Linked DNA regions of Homo sapiens: all the other regions are linked to region 3. Evidence: chromatin loops called from intact Hi-C (ENCODE). Cell type or tissue: mammary epithelial cell. All regions are shown on one strand. Links, peaks and the distances in the headings refer to the core of each region. The heading gives the core; the rest is flanking DNA. Region 1 has its middle 20 kb from the start of LINC01879. Region 2 holds the start of LOC105372212 (a long non-coding RNA gene). Region 3 holds the start of LINC00683 (long intergenic non-protein coding RNA 683).

Region 1 (10,321 bases), core at 2,685-7,684, 89 kb before region 3:
ACAAACGGGTAAAACTGCAGTGTTTAGAGCATGCTGGGGTCTTTTATTGCCTGGCTTGCATCACAAATGTCTGCTCAAAACGTGCTGAAGAGGGGCATTCCCAAGAAACAAATTCAGGTTGCTCTAGGCCGGCCTAGATCTGGCACATCTGCTTTGGATTTCATTATAACTTTAAAATGCTAGGGCAGGCAATGCTCTGGTGCAGCAGAATCTCCAGGGGACTCCGCGCAGCCCTGAATGCTGCCAGACCGTTTGAAATAACATGTCAGTGAGTTTGGAAAGACCTACTTTAAGAGTACAGATGGAGCAAGAGTACAGGGGGAAGACTCTTCATTCCCCCTGAGTCAGGTCCAATAAGTGAGCGAGAAGACCATGAAAGACTCCGAGGGCAACAGAACACTAGGACTGCTCGTGGCCCATCCGCCTCGAGAACGGCGGGTGTTTCCGTGGAAGCCTAGGACCCCGCAGTGTCCTGGCGGCTTTGCACACATTATCACAGCTCTAAGAGGTGGATACTGCTAACCACTTTCTACTGATGAGGAAGCAGAGGAAGCAGGCTCAGAGGGACACAGCATTTGCTTAAGGCCGCAGACCTGGCACCAGCAGAACAGGGATTAGGTTGTGGGACTTAGGGTAGTGTCTATGCTCTTTCTCCTGTACAGGGGTTGGCAAACTAGGCCTCAGAACCAATCGCACTCCCTATTTACGATTTGTAAATAAAGTTTTATTGGAATACAGCCACATCCACTTACTTCTGTATGGTGTGTTGCCACTTCTGCCACAGAACCAGATTGTAGTCTACAAAACCTAAAATATTTACTATCTGGCCTTTACACCCACAAAAAATGTGTTGTTCCGTGCTTGAGACCATAAGACCTTTCCTTACTCCTGGGGTTTTCCTTCACTTACTATATCCCCATCCAACAGGAATCCTAGAAAAATCTGCCGTATGTCCTAAGATAGTGACTCCAGCCCACTCCTCTCCCTGACAGAGACAGACTCAGGAGGGTGGCTCCTTCAGCTTCACGCGGTTTAACCCCCACCACCAGCATGCAGGTGCCCAGCACATACCCAGCCTTCCCTTACCTGAAAAGTGTTGCCTAGTGGCCCTGACCTCGTCACGGGCACTGTCTGATGCCAGCTGTCAGGGCTGCTCTGTTAAGGGAGAGACTGGGCTGTCTCCGCTTCCCCTCCCTGCTCAGTGCTTCCTCCCATGGCCATAGTGGCAGCTTTGTCCCAGGACCCAGGTTCCCTCGATAGAGGACCTGAAATGAAGGGGAAATAACCCACAAGTTCCATGTGTTAGAAATGACTTGGAGGAGTCCTAAGAATCCCATCTGCATGAGTGTGTCCTTAAGCCCGACTGGAGAGCTAGGCTTCATCGCCCTGGTAACCACCATCAGCAGTGCTCCTACTATCTGCTAGTTGTTGGCACATTATCTCCAGGCCTCATAACAGCCCCTGCGATAGGTGCAAATATTTTCATTTTACAGGAAAACCATGGGCTCAGTGCATGCTAAGATCATGTCTTAGTTCATTTGTGCTGCTACAACAAATACCCGAGACTGGATAATTTATAAAGAACAGAAACTAGTTTCACATAGTTCTGGAGGCTGGGAAATCCAAGTTCAAGGCACTAGCGGTTCAGTGTCTGGGGAAGGCTGTTCTCTCCTTCCAAGATGGTGCCTCGATGCTGTGTCCTCTGAAGGTGAGGAACACTGTGTCCTCACATGAGGAGAGACGGAAAAGAAAGATGCCAAACCCTATGTGAAGCCTCTTTTATGAAGGCCTTCATCCTATTCACAAGAGAGGAGCCCTCAGGGCCTAATCACCTCTCAAAGCCCCACCTCCCAACGCCATGACGATAGGCCTTGAGTTTCAACATTTGGATTCTGGAGGAGACACGTTTGGACCACAGGAGACCCTGATGCAGGGCACATGCGCAGTCAGTGCTCTAGGCCAGCAATCATGCCTGCTCATGACCCTCTGTCAACTCCACTTGCCCCTGTACGATTAGGTACAGAAGTATAGTGTCTGGTAAGGACTACACCCCAAGACCCTGAAGCGGCAGGAGAAGTGGGCCTGGTCTCCTCACTGTCCTGAACCCAACACTCCAAGGCTCAGAGCAGGGCTGGGCTTGGTGGCGGGGTCACTCTCCATGCCCAGGCTGATGGAAGATGCAGGTGCCCTGGGCAGGGGCTGTGGGCCCCATGCATATCCGCAGGCTCCTCCAACAATTTCCCCACAACCTCACACTCCCTCAGACTTGGGGGGCAGTGTTCCCCTCCCCAGCCGTTGGGTCTCTGTGTCTCTCTGCCCAGCCTGTGAGCTCCGTCTCCTCACTCTCAGCAAGGTGGCCGAGTGCCTGCTATGGGACAGGGCCAAGCAGGCACTTCCCAGACTGCAGTGACCTGCACCATGGAAGTATCCAGAAAAGGCACAAGCTTGCAGCACTGGGCGGTCCTATCCCATCAGGCTCTCCCTATTTTCCTGCAGGATTTATCCTTGTTGCTGTTTCTGTCTAACCTGATGCTGATGCTGCCGGGTTCTCCACCACCAGGAAGTGTCACCCTCTGTCTTGGGCAGTCTGGAGGGGCTCATTCAGGCCTTCGCAAGTCCACGGCCTCCGGACAGCAGACCTCACCAGCTGAGGTTGAGGCTCAACGTGCGCGTTATTTATGGGCCACGTATGACCCAGTGTTGTGTTTGCAGGACTTGCTGCTGGGGTGCAGGACATTCCCCATGAGTTTGGAGCCTGGCAGTCTAGAGATTTATGGCCTGAGCAGCTAGAAGAGGAAGCTGTAAAGTGCCTACAGAGCAGCTCTAAAAATTAAGATGTCTGCCTCCTGCACCCACAGGCGGGAAATGCTAGACCCCTGCCGCCTGGCTTAGTCTCCTCACACCGAGTTCATTCATGCTTGAAATGAGAAAGAAGGACAGGATGCATTTCATGCAATTTTGTCAGAGAATCTTCCTTATTTTTAGTTCCTGAAATAAAATAGAACATTCGAGTTTCCTGGGAAGTTGATCATGACAGAATCTGAGAAGGAGCAGGGAGCGGGAGGAAGCCAGGCCTCCTGACAGGCCCAGCGACCTCACAGGCCTCAGACGCAATGTGCCTGAGAAGAGTCTGTCCTTTGTATTTGGGTGGCGCTAAGGTCATGTTCTATCTTTGTCATGCACTTGCTGTCTAACTTGGGCCACGTATTAGTATTAAATTCTCTGGGTCTTGGTGTTTGACTTCACAGCTTTTAATGAGGGGACCATGGTGAACGTAGAGCCCCGGGCCTCACCTTAGATATGCAATTAATCCGGCCGGGCGCGGTGGCTCACGCCTGTAATCCCAGCACTTTGGGAGGCCGAGGCGGGCAGATCACGAGGCCAGGCGATCGAGGCCATCCTGGCTAACACGGTGAAACCCCGTCTCTACTAAAAATACAAAAAAATTAGCCGGGCGTGGTGGCGGGCACCTGTAGTCCCAGCTGCTGGGGAGGTTGAGGCAGGAGAATGGCGTGAACCCAGGAGGCGGAGCTTGCAGTGAGCCGAGATTGCGCCACTGCACTCCAGCCTGGGCGACAGAGCGAGACTCCGTCTCCAAAAAAAAAGATATGCAATTAGTCCCCTTTCTTCGCCTCTGCCTTCTCCTCCCCTAACCTGGCTCAGCAAAGCCTAAGGCCAAAGGCTTCAAAAAGTCTGAAGTGTTAAAGTATAAGCTGAGGGAGAGCAGGGCCCTGAAGGGCAGGGGTCACTCACTGAAGGGTACGGCCGGCTCTGCAGCGTGGTGAATCACTGTGCGTCCTGGGCCTAAGGCACAGGTGAGCGCCAGGTGCAGGGCATCTTCCCCACGCGCAGAGCAGGAAAGGCAGTGAGCACAGACACCCAGAGGCTCCAGTGTTTGCTGGTCTCAGCCTCGGCTAAGCACTTAACCTTTACACACAGTGTCCCAATTTAGTGCTTCCAATAACCCTGTTCAATGCTATTATTGCCTTCATTTACATCTAAGGAAAGTTCAGCCCAGAAAGGGCAGGTTACTTGCCCAGGTACCCACAGCTGGTAGCTAGAACGAGGTTTTGGCTCAAGGTTTCGGGGGCTCCAGATCCTAATCTCTAATCCACTGAAGGCCAAGCCAACTCAGAAGGATTGAGTTTTAGAATGAGAAAAACCTTCATCATTTTTTAGGGCCAGCAAATGTCAAGAGGAGGAGAGTCAAGAGGCAACCTCACAGAGCACGTCCTGTGTGCCAGCCATGGAGCCACGGGCAGGACGAGAAAAGTCAGTCTGCTGCCCTTCCCAGGGCACTGACCTGAGACAGAAAGATGATCTCGATGAACTCTCCTGGGCTGCGGAGGGCTGGGATGTTTGGGGAACTGTCGGGATAGGCAGAGCCTATAAATCTAATGCAGAGGCCTTACTTACACTGAGCCAGTTACAAGAAGCAACTCTTGCTAACTCCCAACTTAAAAGGCCAACAGTCTGGATTTCCCATGGCCGCACCTGCCCCACCCCACCCAGCTAGGCTGCTAGCATCAGGAATTGGCCAACATTTTGGGGAGTGAAATGACTCTGACAAGTGGGGCCCTCTGGAGAGCCTGAGGCCTTCAATAAGTCCTCAGAGTCCTGATTCTGGATGATCAAAGGAGTCCTGGGTCTGCCTGAAATCACCCAGGAAATGGTTGTTTGGTGTCGTTTCCTGCTGGCCAGGACAGGCCCTGCAGGCTGCCCAGAGCCGCTCCCCTGCCAAGAGCAGGCATCTGTCAGTGGCCCTGGGGTCATGGCTGGAGATGAACATTTTTGAACTTGTTTTAATGATGTTCAGAAGAGAGGAGCAAGAGAGCAGGTGGTGGCCCTGATGCACACACTCTCAAACCAGGTGGGACGGCCACCTGGTCACCCTGCCCAGGACACAGGCCCTCAGGTAGCCCCGCCTGGTGGGTTTCCTTCAGGGTATGTTCACCTGCTGGCACTCACCTGTTGGCGCCCTGCAGCTTGGCACCACCTCCCTCTAGTACCCCACACTGTACCCCACACTGTATTGCAAATGATGAGCGCTTGCTCTCGCTAGGGAGCTCAACTTCCATCTCTTTTTGCCAAAAAGGCAAATCAGTCACAAGTGCAGAACTCGCTCGTGATGAGGATACGCCAACATGCTGGACAGAGGTGTGGAGGATTATTTTCTGGAGGGGCCAGTATTATATTCTTTGCGGGTTCTACTCAAAGCCAGGGTCCCTTGGGTCTTGTCCAGGGCAAGGGCCGGGGGTTAAGTGTCGAATCCAGTCAGCAGCAGTTGTCTCAATTTCAGTTTAGACATCATTAAAAGGGTTCCTTGAAAGCAACTTGACATTCGAATGGAGAAAAAAAGAGTAAAGTAGACAATCCCAAATGTTAGATAATACAAATAATTGGTATTCTGTGTGTTTGGCATACGTGTGGTTCTTTCATTTTAGGTGGGCCTAATACTCTAGGAATTCAAAATCTTTCAAAGAAGTAAACATGCAGTTCTACAAAGACCCTGGAAATTGTCCACATTCCATATCCTGCCTGCTCCTCACCTATTTCCCTTCCCCTGTCATGTGTTTTGACTTTTCTTAACTTTTTCAGGCTCACGTGTTCAACTTTTAAAAGGGTTTTCCCTCATCCCTCAAAACAATAATAATTTAAAAAACCTAATAAACCCTGGAGCTGTAATTCGAGCGTAGGGCCACCAGATGGCAGCGGAGCATAAGTCACAGGCTCCGCGCTGCACCGGAAAGAAGCGCCTTGCTAGATCCTGCCGTGGGGAAGAAGGGCCCGGAGTCTATACACGCGGGTATAGACTGCACAACAGATTGAGGAGGAGGCTCAGCTCAGACGGCTAAGCCGTTTATTCTCAATCACGTGAGTCGTCAGTAGCAGGAGGCGGACCTGACTCAGGCCTGCTGAGCGCTCAGGCTACCTCCAGGGATGTGGAACCAGACAGCTCCTTGTTCCTGACCCAAAGACGGCTCATCTGGATGTTTAAATGTCAACAATATTGGCCTCTACCCAAAGCTTTAAGTGGAAAATCTCGAATATTTCTAACTGATTCCTCTTTCTTCTGCCGCCGGGCCCTAAGCCCGCAGGGCCCGTCCGCTGTCCTTGGAAATGCCTCTACAAAAATCCCCGCCGCCCTTTCTGTTCAATAACGTGACGTTAGCCACATGCTCGCTAGTCTCAGGGATTCAGAAATGTCAACTATTCTCTCCTCCTTTAAAGATTTTTTAAAGGGTAAACCAAGTCCCAGGTAAAATTTTATCTGAAGGAATTCTTAACTTACAGCAACTTCTAAAGCTGGTTTTATACCCAAGTTAGAGTTAGAAAGTTCCCTGGATGTCCTCCCTGTTTGACCTGGCAGGGGAGAAGTTTCTAGCACGCTTGTCTTTCCTTGCTTCTAGCCTAGCTGGGTTATTTTTAACTCAGGGACTGGCCCCGAGGCCCCAGCTGCTCGGAGTGGTCGAGGCCCCACAGGTGTGAGGGCTGGGGGCCTTGAGAGGCTCGGGCACCTGGCCCAGCAAGCACCTGGGCCTGGAGTCCACCCCAGGCCTTGGGGTTCTTTACAGACTCTTGCTCCGGGTTACCCCAGATTGCTTCATCCCGCCCCAGGGGAGGTGCAGAGGTGAGGCCTGTGAGACCTCCGCCACCCCCTCCTCTGCAGCTGTGACCCCGGAATCCGGTTTTCCTAAACTTGGTGTAACAAGGCCCTGGCAATGGCCTGGGCGCCAAGGCCTCAGTGTGGACTCCGTGGATCTAGGAGGGTACCTGGGCAGAGACAGCCATTTCCCCTTCACGTGACCATCACTTCCGGGTCACGTGACGACCGCTCTCTAAGCCACGTGACACTGCGGGGCATGGCAGGTAGGCGTGGCACGTGGAAACCAAGCTCTATCTCTTATGGGAGTCCCGAGTCGTCAGCCTTTGTTTCACAGAACGTTCCTGCGGCTTCCCGGAGCAGCCTCGCCAGAGTCCAGACCAACAGGATGCTGCCCGCCCTTCTTAGTGTGTTGGGGGTGCTAGGCCAGGAAAAGGGCCCACGCGAGATCTGCGTAGACAGTGATGACCCAGCCTTGCAGGGGGCTCCCGCAGCAGCTGAGGACAGGCCTCGGGGTGGTCGCCCACAGGCGGCCTAACCCTGCCTGCAGCCTCGGGAGCAGCCACGGTTGGATGGGGCAGTGGGAGGCCTGTGGGGATGCGGAGAGTGTGGTGGGGGTGAGAGCCCTTCTTTGATCCGCGCCGGCAGGGGAAAGGGATTTGGATCCCGGGTATGACAGTTGTAAAACAGGAGGCTCCTGAGGCCTGGGTGGCCCCGAGCAGAGGGCCAGGCCCGGCCCATCCCTGCTGTCTGAGCTGGTTCTCAGGCCACCTCCCGGAAGCCAGAGTCCCTGGCAGTTGGGAGCACAGACGCTGTGGCTCTTGCTGTTAAGGCCACGGCACCCTGAGAGAACTAACACTTGTGTTAGGAAGGCAGCGGGTTCACAGCCGCTTCCTGAGCAGAGCGCGTCAGGCCCACCTGTGTGGCTGTTGGGCTGCAGTTGGCTCCTGGAGACATGTCAGGGACAGGCGCCTCAGAGAAGGATGATCTGGAGTCAGGCACTCGTGTGAGGCACTGCTGGAGTGAGGGGTCGAAAGAGGGAATGGATTTGTGATTTTTTTCTAAAGTGAAATTTCTCCTGGGCATTTCCACTTTCCTCCGAATTTGCCTATACTTTAACCCTTTGCTAAGCCTTGCCTCAAGCACATCCCCACCGCCACCGTCTGCATTTCACTGTTCTCAGGGCCGTAAATGTCCGGTATTAGCCACAACCTTTTACTGGATTTGCCTTTGCCATCTTACATTGAAAACAATGCCTTAAAAGGGAGACCGAGATTTCTGCAAGACGAGTTTCAGCTCAAATTTCTCGCCCATGAGGAATAGGGAAAACAGGTCCCTCTCCCCCTTAATGGGCAGGAGCTGACAGTGTGACTTATTGAGTGAGTCCACAGTGTTCTTTACTAAAATGTTATATACATCCTCCTCCTCCTCCTCCAGCCTGGAGCACTGCTATCCTAAGACCACAGCTTGAGTTTTAGAAGGGAAGAGAAAAGAGAGACAGCTACAGTGAATGGCTGTGATAACTGGTGTTTTCTAAACATTTGTGCTCCTGTTCTTAGCAGCTCCAGACCTGGATTCACCGTGCTGCAGGGACTGTTCTTTAAACAGTTTAGCCTAGAGGATAGAATTTTCTTTGATGGCCCATTGAAGAGGACCCAGGCAGGGAAGGACATTGAAATTCCAGTCTACTAAGCAACCTTTTCCAAAGGAGCTCTCTTTCCCAGGCTGTCTTGTTTTCAGGAGCAGCCTCCTCAAATACTTTGAAAGCCAGCAAGGCCGTGATGGTGGTCGTAGGTCCCCCACAGGGGTCCCTTCCATGGCCCTGGGAGTCCCCTAACTGTGTTTTGAGGGTCACAAGCATTTGTAAAAGTTGTAAAAGTAAGGCTTTTTTTGGTGTTCTTTTTCTTAAAGAGTTTATTCTTCTCAGAAATTGTAAAAGTCCTATGCTCTACAAAACCTGGATCTGAGCCTGTTCTTGTTTTAAATGAGGCATATGAATCAGTGAATGCACCCCATAAATAACTGAGGTGCACGCAGGAAGAGCCAGTAAAACTTTATCTGGGCCGGCTGTGGTGGCTCACACCTGTAATCCCAGCACTTTGGGAGGCCGAGGCAGGCGGATGACGAAGTCAGGAGTTCGAGACCAGCCTGGCCAACATGGTGAAGCCCCATCTCTACTAAAAATACAAAACTTAGCCGGGTGTGGTGGCACACGCCTGTAGTCACAGCTACTCGGGAGGCTGAGGCAGAAGAATCACTTGAACCCGGGAGACAGAGGTTGCAGTGAGCCAAGATTGCACCACTGCACTCCAGCCTGGGCAACAGAGCGAGACTCTGTCTCAAAAAAAAACAAAACAAAAACCACAGAAAAACAACTTTATCTGTTCATTTTTTAAAATCAAATAAGAAAATCACGTTTTACGAATGTTACATAGACTGGTCTCTTATCCCCCAAATGCATGCATGTCAGAGGGGCACGGACATCCCTGAAGAGTGAATGAGGAGCCCCCACTGGAGGGCGGGGGCAGGGTGTGCTCACTGGCTCTTTCCTTTCAGCATTTGGTGTATGTATTCAACTGACATGGGAGCCGCATATTCAGTCTTGCTGCTTGCACTCAAAACACAAGTCGGAGTCACAGCAAAAACACTTTTAAAGTTAAGATAAAATATTGTTTATTTTTGTTATAACCTTTAAAGTGTGTGTGTTTATAACAAAGCATATTAGTGCAGTAGTTGTGCATATACGTGTAAAATCAGTAACTTACTTGGCGGGTGCTTTCTGAAAGTCTAATAGGGGTGCACCATTGGAAGTCTGGAAATTATAGTTTTAAAGTACTGCACAGGTTGAGCATCCCTAATCTGAAATCCAAAATGCTCCAAAATTTGAAACTTTGAGTTTCCAAATCCAAAAAGTTTGATATGATGCCACAAGTGGAAAATTTCATACCTGACCTTGTGACACATTGTGGCCAAAACTTTGTTTTATGTACAAAATTATTAAAAATATTATATAAAGTTATCTTCAGGCTATGTGTATAAGGTGTATATGAAACATAAATAAATTTCATGTTTTGACTTGGGTCTCATCCCCAAGATATCTCATTATGTGTATGCAAATATTTCAAAATCCAAAAAACATAATAGTTTTAGTTTTCTGGTCATGACAAGACAAGAGGTCAATTATACCTCAGTACACTTCTTTCTTCACTAACCTTCACGGGACCTTTTTTACTTAAGAAATAAGCAGAAACCAGTCCTGGAAAACAAAAAACCAAGACTCCTCTGCTGAATTCAAGCAACCTCCTGATGCTGCACCCAGACTCGCCTCTCCTTTCCCTGGTTTTGACGTGATAGCTGACCGGTTTACATGATCACAATCACAGACTGGTTCTGGCTGGTTTATGGAGGATGTGCACACAGCACCTTTGTGTTCTATCTTTCACCTTTTGACATAGAGCCTAATTTTACTGCATTTTAATATTACATCTTCATCCCAACTGAACATGGGACACATGTAACATATAAGTTTGCTTCCCACACAGGTGTATGACCTTTCTTCATGAATATTCATAGCTTCTCCTATAACCTGTTAAATATTTATATTTAGCTAACCTGTTTAACATAAAACTCCTATCCCACCCTCCTTCCCTCCAAGCACCTGCTTTCAGTCTCAACGGAAGGCTCCATTTCCCAGCCTGCAGGTTGCAGCCCTTCATA
Region 2 (10,321 bases), core at 2,846-7,845, 66 kb before region 3:
TTTATGCTGTGAGAAAGGACACAACTATTTGTACCATAAGAAAGACTCTTGTCATGAGAAGAAAGCCCCCAAAATACTCTGTAAAACTGTACTTCTTATACTCCATTGTTGTTGTTGTGGGAGGGACGGTTTGTGACCAGGCTGAGAAATGTTTTCTCCAACGATTACATTCCCAAAACAATATAAACAATCTCAGAATTGAGGAGTGTTGCCTTCATTTAACATCAAGCACTCATGGTTTTCCAACTGTGGCTGTTCCACATCTCTGCAGGTAAAATCTAGGTCCATGAAAGATCTGGTTCTGGACTTCATTAGGGAAAGACATTTGTTATTAGATGGGGTCTCCTCCCTGGCAAGAGGCAAGTCTGAGAACCGGCAAGTCCCAAGCACTTCCTCACGACTGCTGGTGTTACAGTCTGTGTACAGGCGGTTGAAATTTTTAAAAAATCACTCAGGAAATATGCTTTTTGTTCTATCATGTCTTGATATCATCAGTGTAGGTAAAAGTACGCTTTTGAGCTGGGCACGGTGACATGCATCTATGTCCCAGCTAGTCTGGAGCTGAGGCAGAGGATTGCTTGAGCCCAGGAGTTCAAGTCCAGCCTGGGCAACATAATGAGACACCGTCTCAAAAAAAAAAAAAAAAAAAAAAAAAAAGAGTACGCGTTTGAAGAAGTCAAATTGTTAGCATAAGTGAGAAAATTACTCTTGCTGAGAAAGTCTGTGCCCAGGGCTGTGACGACTGATTGAACGTAGCTGCTTATGAGGCTGTGGCTGACCTAAGGAATGAGTAGATACGCTAAGCCCAGATCAGGTTAGAAGTAAACGACACAAGGTCATCTTTTGAGGGCAAACTGCTGAAAATAACTTGTCAATCAAATGTTTAAAATTGAAGCACTGGTTCCAGTCATTCAGGGCCAGCAGTAGGGCTGGCAAGACGTACTACTTCCCAATGTTTTGTTATTTGTGCCACAGCATCAGGGGCCCTTCATTCAGGAAACGTCTCTTGTGTGTTACATGCACAGAGTGAAGAAAGAATGACAAAAGCTCTGAGCTCCTGGAGTCAGGAAACTAGTGGAACAGGCCAACTTCACCCGGTGCAAATAATCCCACAAATCCGTGTCTCGCTGGAATGTGTGATGGGCACCATGAAGGAAAAGCCAAGGATGCTATAGAAGAGTAGGACAAGGGCACCCAGGTCCAACTGGGTGAGGGGAGCCAGGGAGGCCGCCCTGAGTCAGGAGCACCCCAGACATCACACTCTACCTGCCCATCCTTTCTTACTAGAGGTAACATCTGGTTCACTTGACGGCTGTCATCAAACAGGTGAAGTTTCCCCTGGAGTTAAACCTGCAGATCAGAGCACGGCCCAGGTGTAACTGGAGTGGAGGCAGCCAATGATTAAAGACAGAAATGAGAGACGAGATATTCCGTTTGCGTTGTTCATGTATTCCAACACCTCGTACAACGGGCTGATCACAGAGAGCGCTGTTGACATTCGGGACAAACAGTGTCACAGGCTGTGTTTTACTTGCTCTGAATAGAAATTCACTCATGGAAGAAAAACCTACTAAGGCCAACTTACATGAGCGGAGTGTCCTTGCGGTGCCTGAGCTGTGCTCAACTGAAGGTGTCCACGACATACTGAAGGAGCTCTTGTTGGTTTCTAAGGAAATGGAATTCAGAGCACCCATCTTCCATCCCTTTGTTTTATTTTCTGCTTTTTCCAACCTCTGTTTCCACCAAGCTTCGAGTTATCCAGTGTGGATATTCCAGGTAGCGGCAGCAGGTGGTGCTTTATGTGAATGAGCAGCTTTATCCAGCGTTTGTGTCTGATGCATCCGAAGCTGCAGTTAAGTCATCGTTTCCATCTGCATTCAGAGAGCATCCCATCAGGGTGGTGGTTGGGTAATTCCAACTTCTACCTTGAGAACTCCTGCTTAGCAGCTAGTTTTTGGAAGAGATTTGAGAGTCATTTTAACACAACCTTTCAAAATATTCCACTTTAAAGGTAGATTTTGTGGCACTAAACATGAATCAGCACTTTTGCATAATGACAGGATAAAAGTATGACTTCTGCAAGAAACACAAAACATTGACTTCCAGATTTAGCTGTTTATAACAAAACAGGCTCTCTTTGCTGTATGTCTTAGCTCCACTGCCGTTTCCACTTCTTCACAGGTGCCCATGTTCAATCCAGATTTCCTGAATTAGGTATTAGCACATTGCTAGATGCCCTCGGGTACAACATGCAGATCAGTGAAATAACACAGGGATTCCTAGATAGAACACGTTTCCTTTTCATGCGTGTTACTGCGAAGTGTGTTCTGGTTGAGATACATTTGGAATGCAATTCATCTCATTAGCATAAATCATAGCAGTTTTCGTTTCCTCAACTAGGTCTTTGTGCAATGTGAGCAAATGTGAAAATGACACGTGCACCTTAAAAAGTCTTTCAAAGATGAGCCCTTGGGGAGTGGCTTCACGTGGGGAGGAGGCGACCTGGAGAGGGTGGGCAGGAAGGCATTATTCAGCGTGTCAGTGGCGAGGGCTAATCTCCACACTGGGAAAACCACGAGGAGAGAGGGTTGGGTGGTGAGGAGCTCCGGAGTGCACGCACACACATGAATGGACAAGGCACCCAGGGAAGGGAACTATACCCTTGCTCATCATACCAGCCTGGGGCCCCAGCTGTCTCTGCTCACAGGGGCTAAGAGGTGGAACGGAGAGAAAGGAAGCAGACAGACAGGGACAGGAGCCTCAAGAAACCTTGACACCTTTGATTCCCAAATACGCCAGCCTCTCTCATTCACCCTCCGACCCACAGGCTTCACTCTCAGTCTCTTTTGGGAATTGTATTCCTCCCAGACATTGACCCCCTCCCTGAATATGGCTTCCCCTGGGCTTTGACAGGACCTTGCTGAATCTTTATGAAATGTCGGGTTTTCCATGCCATCCCTGCTGCAGGTGGACGGGTGCGGGGAGGTGGGGAGGAGTGGGGGCTCAGCAGCACCCCCGGCTGCTTCTGCTCCTCCTGCTGCCATGAGTGCAGCAGACACACTAGGAGGATGGCATTCTGGTTTTGGGGTGAGGGGAAGGCAGACAGACATTTCTATTCCCTGCTCTCTGTGAATGCAAACACAACACTGCATGGTTTTGCTCTCAGACCTCTAGGAGCTCAGGGAGCAGAATCCCCTCAGTAATGCCCCTTAAAACAGGGACTCAAGTAGATTATTCTCCCGGGGCTGCGGGACACTCCCACTCTTCACTTGACAAGAACACCAGCATTGGGCTGTGCCATGTGAGTCTTCCCTGAGAAATGTGCTGGACAGCTGGGGTCCTCACTTCCAGTCCAGTCCTTTTTCACGCCCATCAGCTCCTTCCTGCTTTGTTCAGCCATGGCTGCCCCAATTGAGTGCAGTGGCAGGCAGTATTTTCCTCCTGGGAATTGGCCAGTTCCCTTCTTAGGTAGCTGGTCTCTGGCACCTTCTAACCACTGAAAAGTCAGGAACGAAAGAGTTTCCGGACCTTGGTCATTTAGATAATGGTATGCTGTGCCCTCGGACAGGTCAGGGTACTGCTCATGATAAATCCCACCATGCTCACCCTGTCACCTGCTGGGCTGCTTTTTTTTGAGACAGGGTCTTGCTCTGTTGCCCAGGCTAGAGTGCAGTGGCATGATCTTGGCTCACTGCAGCCTCAATCTCCCGGGCTCAGGTGATCCTCCCACCTTAGCCTCCCAAGCAGCTGAGACTACAGGCACACATCCCCACACCTGGCTAATTTTTGTATTTTTTATAGAGACGGTGTTTTGCTATATTGCCCAGGCTCAGGTCTTCCGCCCCCCATGGCCTCCCAAAGTGCTGGGATTACAGGCGTGAGCCACCGCGCCCGGCCTGTTGGGCCGTTTGTGTAATGCCATCCGTGCCTCCTCCTGTGTGTCATGCGGGAACACCAATCATATTTTCTGATTGTATCTCTGAGCAGACATGGCATCAATGGCCAATAAAATAGGGCCTCCTGGAGACAGCCCCGGAGAGCTGTGCGAAGACAGCCAGCCACGCACCACGGTGGATGGAAGCTAATTAAAAATGACTTATTAAACACTGCAGACACCACAGCCCAAGGCTGCAGATGAACAAACACTCATGTTTCAACACTGGCTTTTCACAGGGAAGGCAGCCATGCTGTCGTTCTGGTAAGTCATTATTTACCTCCTGAAACTCACCAAAGGGTCTTCAGTCCTCCCCCAGGCCCCACCCCCTGCCCCTTCTGTGTGCCTGTTACAAACCCTGATATTGAAGTCATTCTGCTTCCCTTAAACTGAGGTGTTTAGAAAGGCAACAGATTGTACAATTTGATGTCAAGGACTTATTCTCAGAAAAATGACTCATCTTTATTTAAAGGGTCTATTCAAGTGAGAAATGAATCATTCTCACCTGATGGCCCTCACTGGGTGGGAGAGGGGGCGGAGGTTCCGGGAGAACCAAGTCTCTGGGCACTCTTTGCTGACTCTCCAGCTTAGAATCTCAAGCTTTGGGGCCTGAAAGGAAAGCTGTTTTTTAAGGCATTCGACCTAAACCAAGTTTTAAAAGTATCTTTAAGTATTTCCTTTTTTTTTTTTTTTTTTAGGATAATGAAACCATAGTTGCAACACCCAGAGCTTGGGCTTAGAAGCAACTTTGACAGGATCTGTAGCTGTGAAATTTGCATCCCTGTAACACAGTAACTTATCATGACAAAGATCTGTTGACGTCAATTCCTTTATTACTCTTATTTGTAGGCCAAGGGAGGGACCCAGGGCCCTGATATTGTTGCCTTGGTGCTGTAAGGATTGGATCTGGGTCACTCTGACCTACAAAATTGATACATGGCCCTGGAATAACCTGCACATTTTGAAGAGGAAGAAACAAAACAATCGGTTACTAAAGGCTTGGCTGACTCCAGATCGTGCAATTTCACGGGCTCCCAGGAGATGGCAGCCACTTTTTGGAAAACAGTCTTTAAAGGTACACAGAGCAACAGCGTGCTCACCCCTGGGGCCAGCCGTGGAAAAGTAGGAAGGGCCGGGTGCAGTGGCTCACGCGTGGAATCCCAGCACTTTGGGAGGCTGGGGCAGGAGGATCGCCTGAGGCCAGGCGTTTGAGACCAGCCTTGGTAATAGAGCAAGACCCTGTCTCTACAAAAAAATACAATTAACCGGCTGCGGCGGTGTGCGCCTGTGGTCCCAGCTACTGGAAGGCTGAGGTGGGAAGATCACTCGAGGCTCCAGCCTGGGTGCAGAGCAACACCCTCTCTCAAAAAAAAAAATAAATGAAAGAAAGAAAGAAAAAGAAAAAAGAAAAGTAGGAAGAAGGCAACACTTTGATTAATCTTCGTCTTTTTTTTTTGACAACAGAGCATTGCTGGGTGACCGGTCGAGGGGCAGGACATGCAGGATGATAGTCGCCTGCTGAAAAGGCACTTCTGACAGGCCAGGGTGCAGCACAGAGTCTGCCCAGAGAACCACGTGTGAGTCCTTAAAATGGTCATAAATATGTGTAGGGATCATCACCTTATTTTTAGGGATTGCATCCATCTTAGGGGACCATCTGAACTCTGGAGATCATAGCCAATGCTTGCTTGACATCCCAAAAGCAAAACAAAACCCAGCAACCCCAAGGACCAGATTCCAAAACTAAAAGCAAAAGGACAACAGCGGGATGGCTGAGAGGCCTGTGCAGCACTGGTGGCCACACCTGCGGGGGCAGAGGGAAGGAAGGGCCACACATTCCCCAGCACCTTGAGCCTGGGTGCCGGCGGGCAGTGTGGATGAGGACTGTGTCCCTGGAGTGGTCCCCATTCACAGGCAGAGAAACCAAGCCTCACGCAGTTTGTCTGTTGCGGGTGGTGGGGGTGAGTGGAGCTGGGTAGGGACCCCCCTGGCTCTTGGACACCAGCCCTCTGACAGGTGCTCCAAGCACCTCCACCAGTCTGCATGGGGACTCCCAGAGAGCAAGGGCACGGCTGTGCCCGTTTCTCCTTAAAGGTGATGCAGGTGTGCTCTTCTTCGCTGGCAAGAAAGCTCCATTTTGCTGTTTGCTGTCTCGGCACAAACATTTTCAAAATGGGATTGAAATCTCATTTTCTCCAGTTTTATTTTAAATACAGAAAATGACCCCATGATGAATTTCAAAGCCATAGTTGGGCTTGTCGGGCTCTCAGACTCATACAGGGGGTCTAACCCTGGAAAACCAAGTGTGCGCCACCTTTTGCAACTCTCCCACAGGGGCCTGGAGCCACTCCCTTCCTGGGAACGCTGATGCCTGGAAGGTCAAAGGCAGCGCAGTCAGGCGATCTCAGCGTGGTGCTTTGTGGATACAGATCTGGAGAGGGGATATGGGGACTTGAGTGATGGGGGTGGGGTCTGTAAATGCAGGGCTAAGGGATGTGTTCATTTATTCCAAACTGATGGGATGTCCTGGCAGAAAACCACAAACTCATAGAAAAAGAAAAGCTGGCCGGGTGCGGTGGCTCACGCCTGTAATCCCAGCACTTTGGGAGGCCGAGGCAGGCGGATCATGAGGTCAGGAGATTGAGACCATCCTGACTAGCACAGTGAAATCCCGTCTCTACTAAAAATACACACACACGAAAAAAATTAGCTGGGCATGGTGGTGGGCACCTGTAGTCCCAGCTACTCGGGAGGCTGAGGCAGAAGAACTGCTTGAACCCGGGAGGCAGAGGTTGCAGTGAGCCAAGATTGTGCCACTGCACTCCAGCCTGGGCGACAGAGCGATACTCCATCTCAAAATAAATAAATAAATAAATAAATAATAAAAAAGAAAAAGAAAAGCCTACCAGTTTGGCACACTTTCATGATTTGCTCACCTGTAGATTATTTTTAAAAGGACGACACCGGGAGGAATGATGAATACAGGACTCTGCCAATCACTGCTGAGTTGATGCAGCACAAATGCCTTGTCTTGATGTAAGTGGTTCAACAACATGCTGGGACTTGGCACTGATGGGGTCAAGGCTTTCTATGAATTAATACGCAGATGTGTAGCCTCCTCTCCCTCCTAACCTCTGTAAGGTGAGTTGCTGGGCTGTGAATGACAACACAGCCAAGTGCAGAGAGAAGGGGAGCTTGGAGGATCCACACATTCAGGGCCCCTCTTGAACCACTAGAAACATTTGAAGCTTCATTTAAAGCACTCCTTATCTATCTCCCAGGTGTTAGGAAGAGTGATGTCCAACCTTGGCAGCTGCTGTGTTCCCAGGAGTAAAACAGAGATTCTCGGCATCATCCTCAAAAGGACCCGTGGAGATCGCTGCACGGAGTCAATCACCTGACAAGTGCACCAAGAATGCCCTGTGCCTGGAACTGGCTGCCGTGGAACCCACAGACGCGCAGCATGGGGGATCTGCCAGGAGGAGCCGTGCGGCTGCCCAGCTCATCCCCACCCTCCAAGAGCCCACAGACGCGCAGCATGGGGGCCCTGCCAGGAGGAGCCGTGGGGCTGCCCAGCTCATCCCCACCCTCCAAGAGCCCACGTGCCTCTGCGCATCAGCCACAGTCTGAGCTGGGCACAGAATCGACTCGTGGCCTCTTCAGTTTCCTCAGTGGCTCTTTCTCGACCCCGCTTCTTAGAGCCAGGGTGGCAACTGAGAGCAATGGCGAAACAGGTGAAAATGGGGAGAAAGGGCAGCCAGCGCTGAGATCCACACCCACTGGGAGCCTCCCCTGCTCTCCAGGTCCTGATAATTCAGATGACAAAGCACTCAGCCAGTCAGCTCTAATCCTGTAGCTGCACTGACTCTCTGTTTGTGACTTTAAAATGAAAGCGATCCTGTGTGTATTGATAACACCAGTGAGCCACTTTCAGATTCTGAATCAAAATTGTCAGCTGTTTCTCATCAGACTGTCGATGGCACCTGCCGGTGATGACACTGGTCAGGGGGCAGCCGCAACCTGGGTGAGAACAAGCTCCTGGGGGATCCTCACGTGCAGCCCGGGATGGGGACCACTACCATATGGGAAAACAAAGCTCGATTAGTGCATATTCGACTTTACTTACATTTTGATTTATTGTATTTATAATTATAGAGACAGTTATCTGCTCCTTGGGAAGTAGATTGAAGGAGAGAGAAGTAGAAAAATAGTTACGCACAATCTCATTACCCAGATATGCCCACTGTTGATATTTTGTCATATTTCCTCCTGTGTTTTTATTACTGGTTTTTTTTAAAGCATAATTGAAATCATACAGTATATATGATTTCGGAAACTTGAAAAAATTTAACAACATAAAAATTTCCTCATGCATTAAACAATTTTGTAAACACAAAATGTAAACACCATTTTAAATAGCTGCATAAAACTGAAATATAGGCATGGACCACACTTTGAATTTTTTCCTCTTAAATTATGATGTTAATAATATTAATATTGGCTCCTTCTTACTGAGCCCTTGCTAATTGTAGACACTGTGTTTAAGCACCATACATAAATTATCTGGTTTTAGCTCTCAAATCAATGCTATGCAGTAGATACTGTTATTTTTCCAACGTTATAAATGAGGAAACCAGGGCTCACTAGGGGCTCCTTTTCCTGATTAAGGTGCCAGGGCAAAGGACCTGCACCGTGATCTATGTGAAAAGCCACTGGATTTTTCTCAGTATGTCTCCTTGGTCAAACGGAAACACTGAGGCCTCTCGCGACTATCCTTGAGAATTGTGAGAATTAAAAACGAGGCCGGGTGCGGTGGCTCAGGCCTGTAATCCCAGCACTTTGGGAGGCCAAGACAGGCAGATCGCTTGAGTCCAGGAGTTCAAGACCAGCCTGGGAAACATGATGAAACCCCATCTCTACTAAAAATAGAAAAAGAAAAATTAGTCGGGAGTGCTGGTGCCCGCCTGTAGTCCTAGCTACTTGGGAGGCTGAGGTGGGAGGATCGCTTGAGCCTAGGAGGTTGAGGCTGCAGTGAGCCAAGATCTAGACAGGGCACTCCAGCCTGGGCGACAGAAGGAGATCCTGTCTCAAAAAAATGGGCTGGAGCTGGGTGCAGTGGCTCAAGCCTGTAATCCCAATACTTTGGGAGGCTGAGGCAGGCGGATCACTTGAGGTCAGGAGTTCAAGACCAGCCTGCGCAACAGAGCAAAACCCCATCTCTACTAAAAATACAAAAGTTAGCTGGGTATGGTGGTGTGTGCCTGTAATCCCAGCTATTAGAGTGGCTGAGGCATAAGAATTGCTTGAATCTGGGAGGCGGTGGTTGCAGTGAGCTGAGATCACGCCACTGCACTCCACATTCCAGCCTGGGTGACAGAGTGAGACTGTCTCAAAAAAAAAAAAAAAAAAAAGGCACCCAGGTGCTTCTTCCCTCTCCATACCCTGTGCGGTAGCCTGGCAGCTGCTCCCAGGTAGGGAGAAGGAGAAGTAGGGAATGGGAGCAGCAGTTGAGGCCAGCTCTGTGCAGGGCTGGGACACAGACGGCTTCAGGGTCATGGCCGGCAGCAGTAGCCCTGTCCTCAGTGGTTTGCACACTTTGCTGTGTAAAAAAAACCTGAACGATGGCATCAAATTCAGCCTTGAAAGGAAGGAAATTTTGCTCCATGCTATGACACGGATGCACTGGAGGACACTGTGTTAAGTGCAGTGAGCCAGTCTCAGAGGGACACGTGCTGCTGAGCCACACAGGTGAGGAACACGGAGGAGTCAGGGCCAAGGAGATGGAAAGTGGAAGGGGCGCCAGGGGCTGGGGGAGGAGGAGTGAGGCCTCTGTGTTTCGTGGGGACAGGGTTTAAGTCTGGGAAGATGGAAAAGTTCTGGAGCTGGAGAGTGGTGATGGCTGCACAGCAGTGTGAACGTGTGTAGTGCCACAGAACTGCACACTTAAAAATGATGAAATGGCCGGGCACGGTGGTTCACACTCGTAATCCCAGCACTTTGGGAGGCTGGGAGAATTGCGTGAGTCCAGGGGTTCAAGACTAGCCTGGGCAAGATTGTGAGACCCCCATCTCTACAGAAAAAAAAATAGTGGGGCATGGTGGTGCACACCTATAGTCCTAGCTACCCGGGCGGCTGATGGGGAAGGGTCACATGAGCCCGGGAGGTCTAGGGTGCAGTTACCTATGTTCACGACGCTGCACTCCAGCCTGGGTGGCAGGAGACCCTGTCTCAAAAAACAAAACAAAACAAAACAAAAACGGTTAAAGGATAAATTTTACGTTATGTGTTTTACCACATTAAAAAAAATAAAAGCAGCAAAGTTACTCCCTATTGACTTGGGCTGTAGACCCTCCTTTGAAGAACTTGAAGCCGGGCCTCATTGCTAAC
Region 3 (10,321 bases), core at 2,640-7,639:
TTCACCGATTTCTCCTCCAGCTTAGCACAGTCTTGAAAATACTACCGCTTTTTTTTTTTTTTTTGAGGCAGAGTCTCGCTCTGTCACCCAGGCTGGAGTGCAGTGGTGCGAACTCGGCTCACTGCAAGCTCCGCCTCCCGGGTTCACGCCATTCTCCTGCCTCAGCCTCCTGAGTAGCTGGGACTACAGGCACCCGCCACCACGCCCGGCTAATTTTTTTTTTTTGTATTTTTCGTAGAGACAGGTTTTCACCGTGTTAGCCAGGATGGTCTCGATCTCCTGACCTCATGATCCACCCGCCTTGGCCCCCAAAGTGCTGAGATTACAGGCGTGAGCCACCAAGCCCAGCCAAAAATAGTACAGTTTTTAAAGTTTGGTGAATTCATGAAAGAATTATAAAGACCTTTCCTACATCAAAACCCATTTACTCAAGTGTGGTGACTCTGGCTTTCCTGGATGGACAAACAGATTCTACATCAGCGATCCTTAGTGCCTGTTCCTTGAAACTTGTGCATCCAAATCAGTAAGGGGTTTGCCAAAAATGCAGTTTCCAGGGCCCCAACCCAGACCTATTGGATAGGAACATCTGGGATAGAGCCCAGGAATTGGATTTTCATATAATGCCCCCTGCAGTTCTCATACACACTTGCATGCAGGAATGGCTGGGTAAGGTGCCCTTTAGGAAGCCGTTCTCCTACAAGTAAAATTGAGGAATTCAGCTCCAACAGGTAGAAATCAGGAAGAACTTCTGGGCCCTACCACACTGTTTTTATCTATTTATCACCAAAAGTGGATTTTAAAATAATCCTCAAAGACTCGACTACCATTTTTCTTATCAACTTAAATATTTAACTCTGTGAGGCATTTTTTTTTGAGACAGAATCTCCGTCTGTCACCAGGCTGGAGTGCAGTGGTGCAATCTTGGCTCACTGCAAGCTCCGCCTCGTGGGTTCAAGTGATTCTCCTGCCTCAGCCTCCCGAGTAGCTGGGATTACAGGTGCCTGCCACCATGCCCGGCTAATTTTTGTATTTTTAGTAGAGACGGGGTTTCACCATGTTGGCAAGAATGGTCTCGATCTCTTGACCTCGTGATCAGCCCACCTTGGCCTCCCAAAGTGCTAGGATTACAGAGGCATTGGATTTTTAAATCAACTAAAGGGACAGTATTACATTTATCTGTGGTTCTAGAACTCTGCTATCCAATAAGGCAGACAATAGCCACATTTAGCTATTTAAACTTAATTAAAAGTAAATGAAATGAAAAATTCAGCTCCTCAGTTGCACTAGCCAGGGGCCAAGTGCTCAATAGCCACAGGGCTGGCTCCCACATTGGCCAGTGCAGATACAGACCCTTTCCATCCCACAGCAGGACCTGTTGAACAGCACCGTGAACAGCCTGCCAACCATGGCTGCACAACAGAATCACCTGTGGGCTTCCAAAATCCCCAGGTCTAGGCCACAGCCCTAGACCAACTTAATCACAGCCTCTGGGAATGGGACCCAGGACTTTTGAAAGGTTAGCTTGCACCAGAATCATCTGGAGAAAGTGTGAGCAGAGATTGCTGGGCTGTACCCAGAATTTTAGATTCAGTCTGGGTGAGAGCAACTTGCATTTTTAGCAAGCTCCCAGGTGAGGCCGAGGCCCCTGGTCCAGGGAGCACACTTTGCAGTCACCCTCTTAAGGTAAAGCTAAACCTTGAGTTCTGCCTCTGTGCCTACGGAGCACCTGATGGTCGCCTCTGGCCTTGCCCATTTCTCCTTCCCTGAAAGCTCAGCAGAGCAAGCAGGGAGTCCCCAGGCCATGCTCCCTGAGAAAAGGCCTCCGAAGGCCAGGAACTATTCAAGGCTGAGACCCAGCATCCAGTTAAAAGGAAGCTTCCCTGTTTCTTCCAGCTGTCCTTCCATCATTTTGTTCTTTTCCGTCATTCCCAAGCCCCTGCTGCTGTGGGGCCCATCACTGCTTCTCCACCTCTATTGCGAGCTCCAAGAATTACTGGGCACACACAGTTTTGCCCCTTTACAAACGCCTCCTGTGGATTATTTGAGTCCCATAGTCCATTGAGTGTTCTTGGTTTTCTTCCTGGCCCCCAAGAGAATCAAACTAATGGATTATCTGTAAAGATGGTGGCCCCAGCCTTTTGCAGCCTGAAACTTCTGGAAGCCAGAGCCCCATTCCTGCATATTTAGACCTAAAATGAGACTGGCCCCAAAGGGATGCAACCAAACAGCCTGTGATAGACTGTCTCAATCTAAATCAGCTCCAAAGCTTCTCCTCACATCACTGTTGCGTCCTATTCGAAGGATTATCCTAAACACGTGAACTCTCCCAACAGAAGGATTTCCTTCGCTGCTGCACCTCCTTCCAGTTCATCTCATTCAGTGCGTTCCCCTCTTCGCTCCAAGCACACAGAGCATGTGTGGAGGATGACCGCCCAGTCCTCACTTAGCCAGTATTTTCCAGTTTTTAAAATATGAAGGTTCTTGAACCTAGTCTCAATTTCTGTGCCTTAAGGAAATGAAGGATAATCGTTTCTCTATTTGAATTGCTTAATTTCACTAAACTCTAAATTTTAAGGGTTATTTTGAAGCAACAAATTTCACTATTTCTTAGTATCTATTTTTTATTGGTGTGTTAAAGTACAAAATAAGTAAATCAAATCCTACCACAAACCAGAAAAATTAATGGAATCATTGGAAATCAAGTATTCAATTGGAGCTTAATAATCCATCAGCTTCTGAAAACACTAAGCAGTGAAGAAGCAGCTCATGGATCCTGTTCCAGCGACTTTTGTGATAATAATATCAAATAATAAAAAATTAAAAAAAGTACAAGAGGTTAACAATATAATCGTTTGGGTTTACCATCAGATATACTTGCCCATGGATTACTTCTTGAATTCTAGCCCTGAATCGAATTGATTTCATAGAATGGTATAAAATGTTTATAAAGTCTCTCCTCTGTCTTGCAGGGACTTGCGTTTCAGATCAGATGATGCTTTTCATGTATGTCCAGCAGCAAGAGAGTCCTTCACTGGTGAAAAATCACGGGCCTCAGAGCAGATTTTAGTTCATCTTTCATTTCAAAGCACTCCTTAGATATCTGCAAATTAAATCCCCTAATTTGGTGAGGACGCCCAGCTTCCCAAATAACAAGGCTTTTCCTTTGATTCTAACCAAGTGAGCCGGCCCTGCAAAAGCCGGGGTGCGTGTTCTGGCTCCAGGCTTCTGAGCAGCCTTTCTCCCCACGCTGCAGCTTTTCAGTTAGGAAGTCAGAGAGAAGGAAAGAGAACTATTTCCAATTCAATCACGAGCATGTCTACGCACCACTGAAGACAGACCTTTGTCCTGTTGCTTTCCAAACTTTAAATGTGAATTTTTCTTCTTATGATGACTGGTGTACTCTGTTATTCTGAAAAAAGAAAAAGCCATAAGCACCCTGAAGTGAGGCTTTCACCTGATACTAATTTTCTTCTTCGTTATAAGGCTATTGTTTGTTTGAACAAAGAAATAGGAGCCATTGGTGGCTGTTTACATTATAGGAATGAGGGCAGCGATGGGGGAGGAGGAGGGGACCTTTTCATTAATGAGCTGGGGACATTGATTATGGGGACACACTAAAGACTAAAAGGGACACCTATATTTCTACATTCTTTCCATGCAAGTAATATATGATCTTTATCATCTGTTAAACACCACTCACATATTTCAGGTGGCTGTAGGTTGATTGCTAACATTTAGATTAAACAAGCAGTTAGAGTCTGATGTTTAAAATAAAATAAGACAAGCCCTTGAACTCTGGGACCAGGTATGCCCCGTTATCTGGTCGTACCTGAACGAGCCTGTGTTGAGCACCCAAGGCCGCTGGGCACGTCTGTGGATGTGGGGTTTCAGGCTCAACCCACTCGAGGAGCAGGGGGCTTTTGGGAGGTGGCAGCCTCCTATACAAAACGAGCTGCCAGTAAATATTTATAGAACAAAGAAATGCATGAATTTCTCCTGAATTAAACATGATACATTTGTACAGAGCATAGTTCACTTTCATTTCAGTGACCCAAAATCCTGCTGAAAGTGTTCTTCCGAAACCTCAGAGCAGGAATGCTTCCTGTGCTTGGAAACTCCCTGGAGACACCTCCAATCGGAGTAAGCAGCAGAATTATCTGCACACTCATAGTCTTGCAGTCGAGTATTTTTACTGAAAAAAAAAAAGCCGTCTGTTTGAATAGGAAACGATGATATCATGTGACTGGCTTTCTCCTGCCACCCACTAATTTGACAACAGATCAGATCAGAGGAAAAGTTACTCAAGTCAGAATTTTTTTAAAAAAATCTTTTGGGAACAAACTCATAAATGGAAGAAAGGGGAGAGTAACAAATGCAGACTGAATACATGGCAGGTCCAGGCTTTTACTATCATTGTTTTTAGCTCACCAGGTAATCAAAGCATAAAACAAAGGGTGATTTGTCAAAGCTTATGCTGTTGTCCCTGAACCACCAAGGGGGGGGTGGCTGCTGGACTAATTCGCTTCACGTGGGAATCAGTGTTTACCATTTAAGGGTCCTGATAGAAAGTGCACGATTTTCAAACTGGAAAACATAAATAATAACGCGTGTTGCCACTAAAGTAGTGGCACCTTGCCGTATTTCTCTTCTGAATGGAACAACCTACATTTCAAAGGACAGTCTCCTTCCACATGTAAATATTTATTTGCTTGCTGCTGAGGAGTGTCAGGAAGTACTAAAGAACGGTGTTTAGAGTTTCAGAAGCAAATTGCTTCTGCGCACGCCTTGAGTCACTGGATTCTGTTGAGCTCTCTGCCTCTACGTCAGGGCTTCATTAATCTTTTCTTTTCTTAAAAAAATAGAAAAGCTTTTCATTTATTGCTTCTAGGAAGCCAGGTGCATTGCAGTGGATCTCTTCGGCAGAATCACTGCTTTGTGTGAATATTTATTGTGTAATTATTGAGCACCTACCATGTGCAGGGCAAGGCGGGGGGCACCCAGGCGTCCACTCTCCTGCAGAAGTCCTGGGTCCCAGGCCCGCATCTTTGGGGCCACCTTCAACTGGGAGGGTGTTCGCTTTTCTGTGACACAGAGAGGCTTAAATCCCTCAGTGATTTAAAAATCTCGTCTGTGAGTCCAAACTGCTAGGTTGGCAGCCAGGAAGAGAAAGTTCCCAGGATTTTCAGTGGCTGAAGTTCTGGGCAAACAGCATTTGCACAAAGGAGGGGGCGAGGAAGGGGTGCAGGGAGGGCTCTCCAAGTGCCTGTTCGGCATCAGTTTACAAGTGTGCTTAGGTTGTATTTAGATGTTACGATGATTTTAAAAGTGAAATTTTGGCATTTTGCATTCAATCCTGACTAAAGCTCTTTGGTATATCGACTTAAAAGGTCTTCAGATTGCCAAGATTTTGCAGCTTGGATAATATCTTTGGAAAGGTTAAATGAGTCCATTTTCTGGAGCTTTCGTCAGCACAAGCCCATGATTCTCTGCCCTGCTGAGAAAGGAGGAGGCGAGCTGAGTTCTAGCAGATCCCCTGCTTCCGTCTCCCTCGGGCGAGCCTGTGTCTTCCGTCCCAGGAAGCCCGCTGCCGAGAAGCTGCCGCGGGTACATGCATTTCCACCTGGGCGCTTCGTTGCGTGTGAAGAAGGCCGGACGACGTCTGTTGGTGTGGCCGCAGCCTTTCAAGACATTTTAGCAACATCTGAAAGGAGAACTCCACACAGGAGCCCAGGCCTGCAGCAGGGGGCGCGCCTGGCCTCAGAGCAAACACAAAGACCAGAGGCAAACTGGTGGGGAAACGGACCTGCTCCCCAGCACGTGGGGGGCGGGTGGGGGGGGGGAGCTCACAGCGAGCGCTGGGGAAGGGCTGGAGGTCTGCAGGCCCGGCCTCCCTCCTGAGATGGGGAGAAGGGCGTCTCCCCCAAGGTGCTTTCCGTTCTGTGCCTGTCGGTGGGAACACGTCCCTGAGCCCACAGACGGGTGCCCTCCCAACACCTGCGTGGCATCTGAGGGTGGCAGGCAGCCCTGGGCCCTTCCACTTCAGGCCAGCCCGCCGGAAAGCCCGCGAGCTCCTCTCCCAGCTGACCCGGGCCTTCCCTTTTCATCCCTCTTCCTCTCCCTCCCCGCCCCCCGCCTACACTCAACAATTGGTGACCTCCTTCCAACTGCTGTGAAGTGACTTGGGTGAAACTGGAGCCAGGGGCGGAGGAACAGCCCCCTCCTGCTCCCAGGAACTCGCAGGCACAGCCCTCTTGCAGGCTGCTGGCTTTTGTTTTTAAGAAGCACCGTGTATTTTCTCTAGCGCAGGCCACGCTCAAGTTCAGGGTATTAAGAAACTGCCGAGCTGTCACCTTCACCTCAGGGCATTCTTTCTATGTAGCGCCATGTGTACGAGCGAGATCTCCCAATAGCTACGCCGGACCCACTCCTCCCACAGTATCTGTGTGCTCCTCCCAGACATTTATGTGCACACATCTGCAGACTGTCGTTCTAAGGCTGGTAGAAAATATCAGAGAGCCTTTGGTCAAATGGCTAGAACAGACCTGCTGAGCCAGAGGAGAGAACCTAATTAATCTACAGAATGTTCTCAGCTCACCAGGATGTTGGGCAACAGGAACGTCCCAGGCCCTCCAAGGCCGAGGGAGAACAAAAAAGCGGCCTGTGATTCAGTCGGGTTCACACCGTGGAAGCCAGCTTCTCTGTAACCACCGAGACACGAGTCCTCCCACACAGGCCGCACCTGAGCCAGCAGCTGCCGCTGGCAGTCTCTGAACGCCTTATCACCTGGTCATGTGGCCTGAGCGTCAGGATATCTCATCCACATTTTTACTTTCCCTGCCATGTAATCAAATCTTTCCAAACCTTTAAAGAGTTAGGTGGGAAAAAAAAATCAAAGCCAAGTTTTGCATTACATCTCCTGTGTATTTTCAATCCATTACAACAGAAACCCAGAAGAGGAGAGGAAAAAAATTAGGGGTGGACATCTCTGGCATTTTTTTCCTGTGCCCCAGTGAACCCACGACTTCCTCCTCCTTCCCACCAGGGTTGGGAAAGTTCCCAATACTGTGATTATGATATACTATATTGGATACATTCTCTTTTCTTTTTTTAAGATAAAAGTTTTATTTCAGAGAGAAGCACAAAGCCCCAACTGTTGTGAACAAGGCAGGGATTTGTGGGGACTCTGAGACCTTCAAGAGGAAACAAAATGCATCAGCTTTTGATTAAGAAGAGGACACCATGGTCCCAGCCTCCACCTCTCATCTCCCTGGCCCCAGCCCATGGGTTCTCACGACCCTGGCAGAGGGCTCCTGGAGGCTCCTCCAGCCACATTCCTGCTGCCTCCCTCTCGGGCCCTGCTACTCTTATTAAATCATCTCCAGACCCTAAGCCTCCCTCCCCCATGCTGGATCAGTTTACCTCTGGATTCCCAGTTCAGCCATTGCCACGAGGTTCTTCCTTCTTCCCTCAAGACACAGCCCCTTGACCTCCCTCCATTCTGACTTCGGTAATCACCAACTCTGAGCAACCACATTCAGACTTCATCCATTCAATGTGCATTAAATGCCTATTGTGTGCCAAGTACAGTCCCCACACTTGGGGTGCAGCAGGCAAAAGGAGAGCCACGGGTTCATCGTCACAGGTTTCTGATGGCCACTTCTCGAGTTGATCCTCAGGTGGAATTGCCAGCCTTGGTGACAGGGCTTCCTGTACATCCATGCTTCCAACTCCAGGAAGACCCACCTCAGCTGGACAAGCACCTCATTCTGCACCTGTGGATTCCACAGTCCCACTGAGACACCAGTTCACCCCAGTTATCTCTAGAATGAGGCAGAGTTCAGGGAAACCACAAGAGTCAAGCTGACCCCCATCTTTCTGCACCCCTCTCCACCCATGACCCTCTCTAGATTGCATTTTCAATCTCCTCCCACGAATCCCTTCTCTTATTCCCACAACACAAGCTCACCTCTCCATGCCTTAGTAAACAAACCAACCAAGAAACAAAAAAAGAGCCCTCTGTTTTCGCTTCCCACCATCACATTGAAAAGAATAGTTCCCACTCTTCTGGCCTCCTACTGACTCTTAGATCCGTATAATCTGACATCCAGCTGAAACCTTCTGCCGTTATACATAATTGCTTTTTCAAAGATTATAGGACCAAATGACCCACGTTTATTTTAAATTTGGGTTTAGTATTCAATCACCGAGTCACTATATCCATCCTTACAACTCCTGTTCATGCCAAGGACCTTCATCTGAACTGTCACCACATTGGTAAAGGTCATGAGAGGAGATGCCTGGGGCTAGGTGTCCTAACCCGGGAGGAAATGCCAAGGACCTCCGACGGGGCAGAGGCAGAGGTAGGTTTAAATCCAAGCATAAAACCAGATTTTTAGCATCTAGGACCCCGAACCACACAAGTCCAGGTCTACTAGTTATCCATTGTTGCCTAACACTCATCCGGCCTTTAGAGGCTTAGACAACAATCAACACAGGTTATCTCACACAGTTTCTGCAGGCTGAGATTCAGGAGCACTTCAGCGGGGTGGTGCTGGCTCAAGGTCTCCCACGAGACCGCAGGCATGGTGTGGGTCAGGCTGAGGGCCTAAGGGTGACTTCCAGGCCGGCTCTGCCTCACCTGGGGTCTCAAAGGGCTGCCCCTCTGCCCTCAGGACACAGTGCTATCTTACTCCAGAATGGGAGATCAGACCACACAAGGCGGAAGCTGCAATGTCCTTAATACCATCATTCTGCATTACCTGTGGTAACACAGGTCCTCTCTGTTAGGTGTGAAATGGGGCTACACAGGTGTGAATGCTGGCATGAAGCTCCTTGGGTGCCATTTGGAGGCCACAGCAGGGTTAAATGGGACTCTGGAAGGGAGAGGGAAAATGGCTTTAGGAGAACCTGTTAATGGTTTCCAAACATGTTTTTTTCTTTTTCTTCTTCTTATTTTTTAAACTTTTTTTATTTATTTATTTTTTTAGATGGAGTCTCGCTCTGTTGCCCAGGCTGGAGTGCAGTGGCACGATCTCAGCTCGTTGCAACCTCCACCTCCCAGGTTCAAGCGATTCTCCTGCCTCAGCCTCCTGAGTAGCTGGGATTACAGGTACCTGCCACCACGCCCGGCTAATTTTTGTATTTTTAGTAGAGATGGGGTTTCACCATGTTGGCCAGGTTGGTCTTAAACTCCTGACCTCAGGTGATCCGCCCTCCTCGGCCTCCAAAGTGCTAGGATTACAGGAGTGAGCCACCGCACCCGGCCTATTTTTCTTATTTTTTTTTAAAGCAGAATTATTTGCTCAAAAACCTTGTTATCAGAATTACAGTTTATATCCAAATGAAAATACAGCCATCCTAGCTCAAGCCATGATGGGCTGAGGCTCATCTCCCCACACCCTGCCTTCTCCATCACCCCCAGTCAAGTGGTCTTGGAGACTTCTTCAGAGGACGAAGACTTCAGCCCGCAGGGTAGGAGGAAACGGGGCCTGCTTGACCGCTGGGACCCTGTCCATTAGGAACAGTTTTTGGAAAGCCATTTGGCAATATTTATCAAGATCTAAAACACACATGTCCTTTGGCCCATCAGTTTTACTTCCAGGAATTCATGCAACGCAGATGCTTGCATCAGTTTACAGAGATGCCGGCACAAGCATATTCAGTTCAGAGTCTCATGGCAAAATTTTGGAAACATTTAAGTGTCCATTGATAAAGGGCTGCTTAAGTAAGCGATAGGACTGCCAGACAATGGGATACTAGGCACTTCTTTAACAGTTAGGCACTTGAATTGACATGGAGATGTTTATTGTCCCTTAAACAAAGCGAGCTGCAAAACACCACTTAAAGTTTGATCCTATTTTTGCCAAAAAGAAAAAAAGATGCTCACATATATACTTTACTGGTCCTAGAAGGTTTCTGCACAGTGGTAACATGATTTCCCTTTGGAAATTAGCAATGAGGAAGGTGAAGTCAGTGAAGGAATCAAGAGGTTTTAATTTTTAAATTTATATCACTCAATATTTTTAAACTGCTTTCAACCATTTTATGATGAATCACTTTTTTGTGTTGGGATACAATTCACATACCATGACATCTACCACTTTAAAGTTTACAGTGCAGCAGTTCTTAGTATCTTCATGACATCGTGCACTGGTCACCACCGCTCTTGGGACCGCAGCACCACAGGTCCCCTTGCTCTAAGCCCTCTCCCCCACAGCCTTGGGCCCTCCCCCTGTTCCAATGCCCTTCCCATCCCCCTTCCACCTTCCCTGACTCCCTGCCCCTCTGCATGCCCCTCTTCCTACCTCTTAGCACCTCACTG

Evidence for each region. A loop is a pair of places that touch in the nucleus more often than their neighbours do. Peaks named below come from ENCODE experiments on the same cell type or tissue, not always from the same donor. Only the 100,000 strongest peaks of a DNase experiment are listed, where the experiment ranks them.
Region 1: a loop joins it to region 3, with 7 times the contacts of the local background. A loop is called at or near these places in 4 of 110 quality-filtered maps.
Region 2: a loop joins it to region 3, with 4 times the contacts of the local background. A loop is called at or near these places in 8 of 110 quality-filtered maps.

The regions. Positions count from the first base shown.
Region 1 is chr18:76,705,359-76,715,679 of GRCh38, reverse strand. No RefSeq gene overlaps it. Among named protein-coding and RNA genes, the nearest start is that of LINC01879, 20 kb to the right of the region's middle. In mammary epithelial cell, for the core only: a CTCF peak has its summit at 5,712 (motif pointing right); no DNase peak of the experiment used is centred there.
Region 2 is chr18:76,681,557-76,691,877 of GRCh38, reverse strand. LOC105372212 (a long non-coding RNA gene) reads left to right here and starts at 4,455. Exons shown (of 3, transcript XR_935657.4): 1 at 4,455-5,009; 2 at 5,399-5,511; 3 at 7,216-8,332. LINC01879 (long intergenic non-protein coding RNA 1879) reads right to left here and starts at 1,849. Exons shown (of 2, transcript NR_122073.1): 1 at 1-1,849. RefSeq lists enhancers at 3,466-4,442, 4,454-5,410. In mammary epithelial cell, for the core only: a CTCF peak has its summit at 4,977 (motif pointing right); DNase peaks (open chromatin) are centred at 4,447 and 4,837; H3K27ac peaks cover 1,344 bases.
Region 3 is chr18:76,615,845-76,626,165 of GRCh38, reverse strand. It overlaps LINC00683 (long intergenic non-protein coding RNA 683), which reads right to left and starts at 6,389. Exons shown (of 2, transcript NR_120419.1): 1 at 4,972-6,389; 2 at 2,607-3,409. It overlaps LINC01927 (long intergenic non-protein coding RNA 1927), which reads left to right. Exons shown (of 5, transcript NR_110784.1): 5 at 2,970-3,385. In mammary epithelial cell, for the core only: a CTCF peak has its summit at 5,731 (motif pointing right); DNase peaks (open chromatin) are centred at 4,185, 5,705 and 6,665; H3K4me3 peaks cover 1,561 bases; H3K27ac peaks cover 3,673 bases.